Regions from separate parts of the Homo sapiens genome. Here all the other regions are linked to region 2. The links are chromatin contacts, found by Hi-C in ENCODE. All regions are on one chromosome and are shown on one strand. Each heading gives the region's core, a stretch centred on a gene start or an enhancer-like site at or near the end of the contact. The rest is flanking DNA. Distances are from core to core; before and after follow the strand shown. Region 1 overlaps CUEDC1 (CUE domain containing 1). Region 2 overlaps OR4D2 (olfactory receptor family 4 subfamily D member 2). Region 3 holds the start of CUEDC1-AS1 (CUEDC1 antisense RNA 1).

The links. Hi-C counts contacts between places; a loop is a spot of excess contacts on that map. Pooled maps may share reads with other maps.
Region 1: a map of CD4-positive, alpha-beta memory T cell shows a loop between it and region 2 (14-fold over the local background). The contact joins two enhancer-like sites. A Hi-C loop is called at or near these places in 4 of 168 maps with a recorded cell type or tissue (CD4-positive, alpha-beta T cell, CD4-positive, alpha-beta memory T cell, CD8-positive, alpha-beta T cell and 1 more) and 8 of 50 pooled maps.
Region 3: a loop to region 2 is called in a map of CD8-positive, alpha-beta T cell, with 3 times the contacts of the local background. The contact joins the promoter of CUEDC1-AS1 here to the enhancer-like site in region 2. A Hi-C loop is called at or near these places in 2 of 168 maps with a recorded cell type or tissue (CD8-positive, alpha-beta T cell and naive thymus-derived CD4-positive, alpha-beta T cell) and 4 of 50 pooled maps.

What each region holds. Positions count from the first base shown.
Region 1 is chr17:57,891,238-57,893,937 of GRCh38, reverse strand. The region is part of intron 1 of CUEDC1 (CUE domain containing 1); the gene reads left to right. Among named protein-coding and RNA genes, the nearest start is that of CUEDC1-AS1, 20 kb to the left of the region's middle. RefSeq lists enhancers at 919-968, 629-1,370. Within about 2 kb of position 1,282, at least 35 of the 41 ENCODE cell types and tissues checked have a DNase peak (open chromatin) inside an H3K27ac peak, as active enhancers do.
Region 2 is chr17:58,169,510-58,172,209 of GRCh38, reverse strand. It overlaps OR4D2 (olfactory receptor family 4 subfamily D member 2), which reads right to left. Exons shown (of 2, transcript NM_001004707.4): 2 at 1,094-2,572. The coding sequence starts at 2,554. The coding sequence ends at 1,631. Among named protein-coding and RNA genes, the nearest start is that of OR4D2, 3.9 kb to the right of the region's middle. Within about 2 kb of position 1,414, at least 2 of the 41 ENCODE cell types and tissues checked have a DNase peak (open chromatin) inside an H3K27ac peak, as active enhancers do; they include CD8-positive, alpha-beta T cell, where a contact is called at or near this core.
Region 3 is chr17:57,910,912-57,913,611 of GRCh38, reverse strand. CUEDC1-AS1 (CUEDC1 antisense RNA 1) reads right to left here and starts at 1,434. Exons shown (of 2, transcript XR_001752948.2): 1 at 1,131-1,434. The region is part of intron 1 of CUEDC1 (CUE domain containing 1); the gene reads left to right.

The sequences.
Region 1 (2,700 bases), core at 33-2,532, 280 kb after region 2:
ATTTTTAGTAGAGACGGTGTTTCACCATTTTGGCCAGGCTGGTCTTGAACTCCTGATCTCGTGATCCACCTGCCTTGGCCTCCCAAAGTGCTGGGATTACAGGCGTGAGCCACTGTGCCCTGCCAAATTCTCGTGTTTTACAGATGTAGAAGAGATGAGTGGTCCAGAGAAGTACCCAAGGTCACACAGCAGCGCATGACAGCATTGTCTGTCTCTCCCCTGCTCCTCCTCCTCCTCCCCTAAGGTCCAGTGGCCTCTTTTCTCCAATGGCTGTGCCCGAGGGTCCTCTTTGCCCTTCCTGGCTGCCTGGGGGTGGGCACAGGTGTGGCTGCCCAGCAGCTCTGGGGGCCTCGGGAATGAGGCTGGCTTTGTTGCAGCCCCGGCAGCTGTGGCCATTTGGGTCGAGTTTCCATTAAGCCTTTTCCGAGCCTTGGGCAGGAGCAGGAGGCTCAGCGTTTAAAGGTCACCCGGCTTTTGAAGCTGCAGCGACATTAATAGCTTGGGAAGAAAACAAGCCTTTGCAGGGGCAGGAGGACAAGGCGTCTCTGTCAGGGCTGCCTGAAACACACACACACACACACACACACATACCCTGAGAGCCTCTGTCTCTTGCTCTCCTCTTCCCTTCCTTTCACCCCCTTTTGGGGCCTCTTCAGCTCTGAAGCCAAGAAGCTCAGGCAGATTTCCCTGCACCCCACCCGCTCTGAGGTGACAATTGGCCGAGAATGCAGCTGCCCCAGCCCAGCAGCCTCTGCCATTACACACTTGAGGTTTCCGCAGGACTCAACCATGGTTACACAAGCCTCCCAGGGTCATATGACCTCATTCTGGCCCCACTGGCTTTTGCAGCCTGGATTCCCAATGAGACAGAGTGAGCCTGGCCTGCGTGTCCTCATACGGGAAATGAGAGCGCTGGCAAGTGGCTTGTCTTGCATGCCAGTTCTAATCACTTGGTCGTGGCTTGCACAGAGGCGGTGTTGCAAAGGGTTCTGAGGTTGTGTGTGTTCTGTAGGACAGTAATACCTGGGTGGATTAGTGATGTCTGCCAAGGATGAGGGCTAGAAGGTGGTGGCACATGTGCCAAAGATTTCCTGCCTAGGATTAAATGATTTGACAACTCTGCGGGTCTTGGGTGCTAAGACCCCTGAGGCAACTGGGTGGTTCTTCTCCCTTTTAATCAGGCCAAGGGTGGGGGTGGGGCACATTCTTGGGTTCTGAGAGAAAAGCCACTCTGGCCCTTTCCCTGGGAGCTGCCAGGGCCTGAGCTCTGGGACACCACCTAGTGGCCTGGCTTGGCAGCGCCACTGGGCTGTGCCAGATCTTAGGCAAGAAGCAAATCCCTCTGCAGGCAGGCATCACGGCAGTCACAGATGGACGTAGGGTCTGCTCCTTGGTGATTTTCAGAGGAGGGAGCCTGGGGTGCACAGAGACAGAGCTGGTCTGAGGAGTCTTACCCTCCTTCCAGAAGAGTGGCCTCTGGGTGGGACACAGGAAGGTGCTGGCAATTGGGACCTGTGGCTTCCTGTTCTAACTCCCACCTTTCAGGGTTGGGCCCTGGTCCTCCTGGGGGGCAGAATGGAAGGTCAAGTCAGATCTAGGAGGGGGTTAGCCTCCTGCCCCCTGGTGCTGGCACTGGCTTGGAAAGGGGCAGCCTGCCATCAGCCTTGTGTCCACGTCACTGGGCTGCCTTGGCCTCAGACCCCTTGTCTGTGAAGTGAGATAATAACGCATTCCCTTATATATCTTCTAGGTTTGTTGTGAGGAGTAAATGAGTGTGTAGGGGAGAGAGGGCTTTGGAAACTGAAAAGGCCCCCTCCCATCATTGCTGTGAGCCGGAGGAGGAAGGAAAGGGAGGGAAATCCACAGTTACAGCACTCCTCCATCTTTCCTTCCCTTCTTTACTCATTCGCCTAATAAATGTCTATTGACCATGCCAGGCACTGATTCGGGCACTGGGGATACCACAGTGAGTATAGCAAAGCCCCTGCCTTCATGGAGCTTACATTCTAGTGGAGAAGATATCAGTGACAAATGTATAATATTCAAGGTGGTCTGTTTCATGAAGAAGACAGGGAAGCCTAAAGGGTTAGGAACACTGGGATGTTGGGGGGTGGACTTGCCACTCTGTTCCCCCTCAAGGTGATGGTTGAGTAGGGACCAGAAGGAAGGGAGCCATGCAGATATGTGGGAGCAGAACGTAGCAGTTGGTGGAAAAAGTAAGTTCAGAGGCCCCTGGGTGGGAGTGTGCTTGGCTCGTTGGTGGACTAGCAAGGATCCAGGTGGCCACAGAGAGTTAGGCTCTGTCTGTATGTGTGCGTGCACATATGACAGCGAGGTGACATGGGCAGGACCATGTGGGTTGGCCACGGTAAAGCTCTGGGTATTCTGGGGACATGGGAGCCATTGGGAGGCATGGAGCAGAGGAAGGGCATGACCCCTGTGATGAGGGGTCTCTAGGCCAACACGTGGGAGGCAGGGAGCTAGGGAGGGTATGGTAGCTGTGGAGGTGGTAAGGAGTGGCCAGATTCAGAAATCATTTGGAAGACGGGGAAGACAGGCTTCGCCATAGATTGGACATAGAGTATAAGAGAATGAGAGCACTCCAAGATGACTCCAAAGGTTTTGGCTGGAGCCAGGGAGAGTTGCCATTAACAAAGATGGAGAAGGCAGGGGAGAAGCAGGTTGGGGTCGGAGGGAATC
Region 2 (2,700 bases), core at 165-2,664:
CCTATCAGCTGCTTGGACTTTTTTCATCCCTCTGTGGCCCCAAGAACTGTCTCACTCTTATACTTGAGCTCTGGGTTGTTTCTGGTGTAGATCTCAGTGCTATATATTTGTTTTTGGTTCTGTGGAAGTCGGGGAGTGAATCCAATTTTCCTCTATGATGGCATTTCGGAATCAGAGGTCTAGAGATATTATAGGTCAATTGAAATCATCCAGTCTAAGGAGCAAAAAGAAGAATAAACGAAAATGAACATAGGCTCAGAAGCCTGTGAGACACCATCAAGGATACCAAGACACACACATAATGAGAATCCTGGAAGAAGAGGAGAGAAAGGCGCAGTAAAAATAGTTTAGGCAATAATGGTCACAACTCCAACATGGAGAAACCCCATCTCTACTGAAAATGCAAAACTTAGCTGGGTGTGGTGATGAGTGAACTCCGGCCTCGGCAGCAGAGTGAAACTTCGTCTCAAAAAAAGCACTCTCCAATAGCCAAAACCTGGAAACAACCCAAATAAACTTATTTTCACAGTGGAATATTCTACAGCAGAGCAAATGAATGAATTAGAGCCAAACATCAACATGTTATGTTAGAAACATAACATGGAGTGAAAAAAGCAAATCCCAGAATATTATGTACAGTACAATATCTTTATAAAACTCCAAAGTAGCAAAACAATATACTGTTTATGTAAAAAAAGTGATGAAACTATTTTATACAAGCAATGAAGTGATAAACATGAAATTCAACAGAGTGATTTCTTCTGGATAGGAATCAAGGTGAACACAATGGAGAGGACAATACAGGTGAAGGCAAGTTATTGGTAACTTCTGGTTCTTGAATCGAGTAGTGTATACATGAGCATTTATACATAATGACATAAGTTTCATAATGTGCATGCATTGCCCATGATCTTTTATTCAAAATTTGTATATTATATTAAAATGTAAATATAGAGAGAAAAAGCTTGAATACTCATAATAATTTCATATTTGAAAATAAAATACAATCATTTTTAAAAGCTTGGAAGATAACATATAGTTATATGATTTACTTGTTGTTTTATCACAAAATTTTTTTATTTGAATCTCATAACAAACATAGAATATTTTAGGGGCACATACTAATTTAAGCAAATTGGTGAGGGAGAAATCATGAGGCCAAGAAAAGCTGGGTGGCTTACTCGAAGTCATCAGTTTGGTCAATGATGGGTCAGGGCCTCTAATTTAGAGCTTAAGACTCCAAATTCTGTGCTGTTCCCAACAACCCAGACTCACACCAAAAGGAAATATTGGGAAGAGAGCTCAAAATACGGAAAATAGAAATGTTCGCACAGGGGAAATGCTGTCAACAGGAAACTGTCCACCAAGAAGGTGAAAAGGAAGGTGTGGTTTTCAGGGGCCATGTGAACAATTCTCATTGTTGCGAGTGTGTTAAAACTCTTTATCACAAACCTTAACCACCAAAGAGGATACTTTCTTTTTTCCTAAAACACGAAGTTGCTTAGTTTCAAAATTCATTCCCTGCTATGATGAACCTCAACACACTATGAAGAGAGCAAAGGTAGTAGCTCCCTCTCCACTTCACAAAGGGAAAACAAAGCCAAAGAGAAGAAACCTACCATTGTCACTCTCAAACCAGCCGGTGTCTCCCTAATCTTCTCACTGCTGCCTGCATGTCCTGGTTCCTCAGGGTATAGATCATGGGGTTGAGCATGGGGGTCATGACTGTGTGGCCGATGGACACAAGCTTGTCCATAGGGAATGGAGTGAAGGGCCGGGCATAGAGGTAAATGCTTGGAACGAAGATCATGGAAACCACGATGATGTGGGTGGTGCAGGTGGAAGCTGCCTTCCTTCTTGCCTCCCCTGGATGTGACCTCAGCATCACCAGGATGAATAAGTAGGACATCAGGAGGAGGAAGAACCAGACGACATCCAGCAGCCCACTGTTGGAGATCTTGAGGAACTCCAGCAGTGAGGTGTCAGTGCAGGCAAGTCTCAGTACTTGGGGAACATCACAGTAGAAGTTATCCAAAATGTTGGGGCCACAGAAGGGCAGTGGGAGCATCAGAGCCAGCTGGACAATAGAGTGGACAAAGCCTCCCACCCAGGTGGCTACCACCAGCCCCACCCAGAGCTGAGTGTTCATGACGGTGACATAGCGGAGGGGCCGGGAGATGGCAATGAGGCGGTCAAAGGCCATCACTGAGAGGAAGAAGACCATGGCACCTCCCAAAAAGTGGAAGAAGAAGATCTGACCCATGCAGCCCTGGTAAGAGATGGTTTTCTTCTCAGAGAGGAGGTCCACTAGCATTTTGGGAGCAGTGACTGAAGAGAAACAGAGGTCTAGGACAGCCAGGTTTCGGAGCAGAAAGTACATGGGTGTGTGGAGCTGGGAATCAGAGGTCACTGTGATGATGATAAGGATGTTTCCCATAACAGTGGTGATGTAGACAAACAGGAACATTAGAAACAGGAAACGCTGGAGCTCCCGAGTCTGCGAGAGCCCCAGGAAGACAAAGTCTGATACCCACGTGAGGTTCCCTGTTTCCATGGTGTTTTCTCCATACACCTGAAGAAAATGAACCACAGACACAGATACATGAAGTCACTACTTTCCCTTTCAGGGCTCAGGGGCTCAGAACCAAGGTTTTAGGCCCATATGATGAGCATCCTTATGTGTAGACCATTATACTAGGT
Region 3 (2,700 bases), core at 185-2,684, 260 kb after region 2:
TGCTTTACAGCCCCTGCAGCCTCTGCTCCTCCCTGCACTCCTCTTTGACTTACTTGGGATCTTGGGGATGGGGTTTGGGTGCACCTCAGGAAATTCTGATTCAGTAGAATTGACAAAGACACATGGGCCTTTTTCTTTAAAAAGCACCCCAGAGGCTGGCACAGTGGTTCATGCCTGTAATCCTAGCACTTTGGGAGGCTGAGGCAGGAGTGCTTGAACCCAGGAGATGGAGATAAGTCTGGGCAACATAGTGAGACCAGTTTCTTTTCCTTTTTTTTTTTTTGAGATGGAGTCTTGTTCTTGTTGCCCAGGCTGGAGTGCAATGGCGTGATCTTGGCTCACTGCAACCTCCGCCTCTGGGATTCAAGCGATTCTCCTGCCTCAGCCTCCCAAGTAGTTGGGATTACAGGCACCTGCCACCACGCCCAGCTAATTTTTTTGTATTTTTAGTAGAGGCGGGGTTTTACCATGTTGGCCAGGCTGGTCTTGAACCCCTGACCTCAGGTAATCCACCCGCCTCGGCCTCCCAAAGTGCTGGGATTACAGGTGTGAGCCACTGTGCCCGGAGACACCCAGTTTCTACAAAAATTTGTTTTAATGTAAGCAGCTGGTCCTGGTATGAGCCTGTAGGCCTAGCTACTCTGGAGGCTGAGGTGGGAGGATCGCTTTTGAGCCCAGGAGGTTGAGGCTACGATGAGCTATGACCGCACCACTGCACTACATACAGCCTAGGTGACAGAGTGAGACCCTGTCTCTGAAAAAAGAAAGAAAGAAAAAGGCTCCCCGGAGATTCTGATGCACCCCTCTAGTTGAGAATCAGTGTGCCAGGTAGGCCTGTATACGTTTAGAATTTTCCTGCCAAGGCATTGATGGAGCTTCCCTGAGTGGTCTTTTTGCAGTTTATTTTTACACAGTGGCGTTATTATTGTTTGTTTTTTACTCTCCCTTTATTCTTCCAAACGGTGTCTTTATCATCTTTTTTTTTGGCTTTACTATTTTTTTTAAGTAGTAAATATTAGTAGATAGTGAAACTGAGGCACAAACAAGTAAAAAGTTGTCCAAGATCACAGAGAAACCAACATCTACCTTCCAGAATCTATGATCTCTTCAGCCTGCTCCAAATGTCTCACCTGGCAGAGGGCCTAAGTGTCCGGAACCCCAGATGTTTGAAGAAATGGGACAGGAGTCTGTTCCTCAGACATTTACCGCCTATTAATTAGGAGGTAGTGTCTTCTTGACTCCCTCCAGCGGGTCCCAGGCCTGCCTGCCCGAACATCTGTTCTCCTAACAATGTCTGCCCATAAATCCTGTCCCCGAGTCCAGGGTGGCTTAGCTGGGGAACAATGGAGCCTATGACCGGCAGCCAAATCCTCACCATGGTTACACGAGGGTGTGACTGCAACTGTGTGTGCTTGTTGGCAGGCACCAGCACCTGCAACTGGGGCCAAGGTTGTGTGTGTGTAGCGGTCTCCAGGGCCAGGGGTGGGGGCGTTGGGCTGCGGTTGGGAGGGATCCTCACAGAGCACCTTCTGTAGGCTTCTGCCATTCATGCTGTTGTAATTCTTGGCCTCTGTGAAGAAAAGAGGTTTTTATCTTGCGCATCCTGACATACAGTAGGTGCTCAGTAAGTGTTTTTTGACTGCCAGTGAATGAGCGAGTGAATAATTAGAAGTCTGTTTGTGAATGTCACTGGGGTGCCTGAGAATGAAACAGATTCAGTTCACCTGGGACATGAGGAATGCCTCCTGGTTAATGAGGAATCACTTAAGAAATGTCTGTCCCAGTCTGCCCTTAAGAGCTGATAGGGACGGGCACGGTGGCTCATGCCTGTAATCCCAGCAGTTTGGGAGGCAGAAGAGGGCGGATCACTTGAGATCAGGAGATCACTTGAGTCAGGCCTGGCCAACATGGTGAAATCCCATCTCTACTGAAAATACAAAAATTAGCCAGGTGTGGTGGCGCACGCCTGTAATCCCAGCTACTCGGGAGGTTGAGGCAGAAGAATTGCTTGAACCTGGGAGGCGGAGATTGCAGTGAGCTGAGATTGCACCACTGCACTCCAGCCTGGGTGACAGAGCAAGACCCCATCTCAAAAAAAGAAAAGAAAAAAGAAAAAAGAGAGCTGGTAGGATGAAGGAGAGCCAGCCACACAAGACAGCAGGTGATGAAGTGCTACACTGCCCCTGATTATGGCCGCTAAGTGATCTCCCCATCTACCAAACCACCCTTAAGAGGAACAGGTGCTCTGGAAGGGAAGAGAGAGATCAATATTGGCTGAAGTTCTCAGAGATTGCCTCATGGGACAGGGGAACTTGAGCGAGGTCTTGAAGGATGGACAGGGCTTAGTTAGGGAGACAGGTGTGGTCCCTGGACCAGTGGTGCCAGCATCGCCTAACAACTTGTTAGATAGCAGATTCTTGGACCTCACCCCAGACCCAGGGAATCAGGAACTCTGGGGGTGGAGGCCAGCAATGTGTGTTTAACCAGCCCTCCAGGTGACAGTGATGCTTGCTGAGCATGAGGACCGCTGATGCAGAGGGAGGGATGTGATCTTTACATAAGAGACTGAGGAGTTCGGAGGGGACCTGGCCTGCTCTTCCGTTGGTGGCATAGGGAGAAAATGGGAGGGAGACGGCAAGAGGAGCTTGAAGGCATCAGGGAAGCGGGCTTGGGAGGCTGAGGGTCTCAGCTGGATTGGTG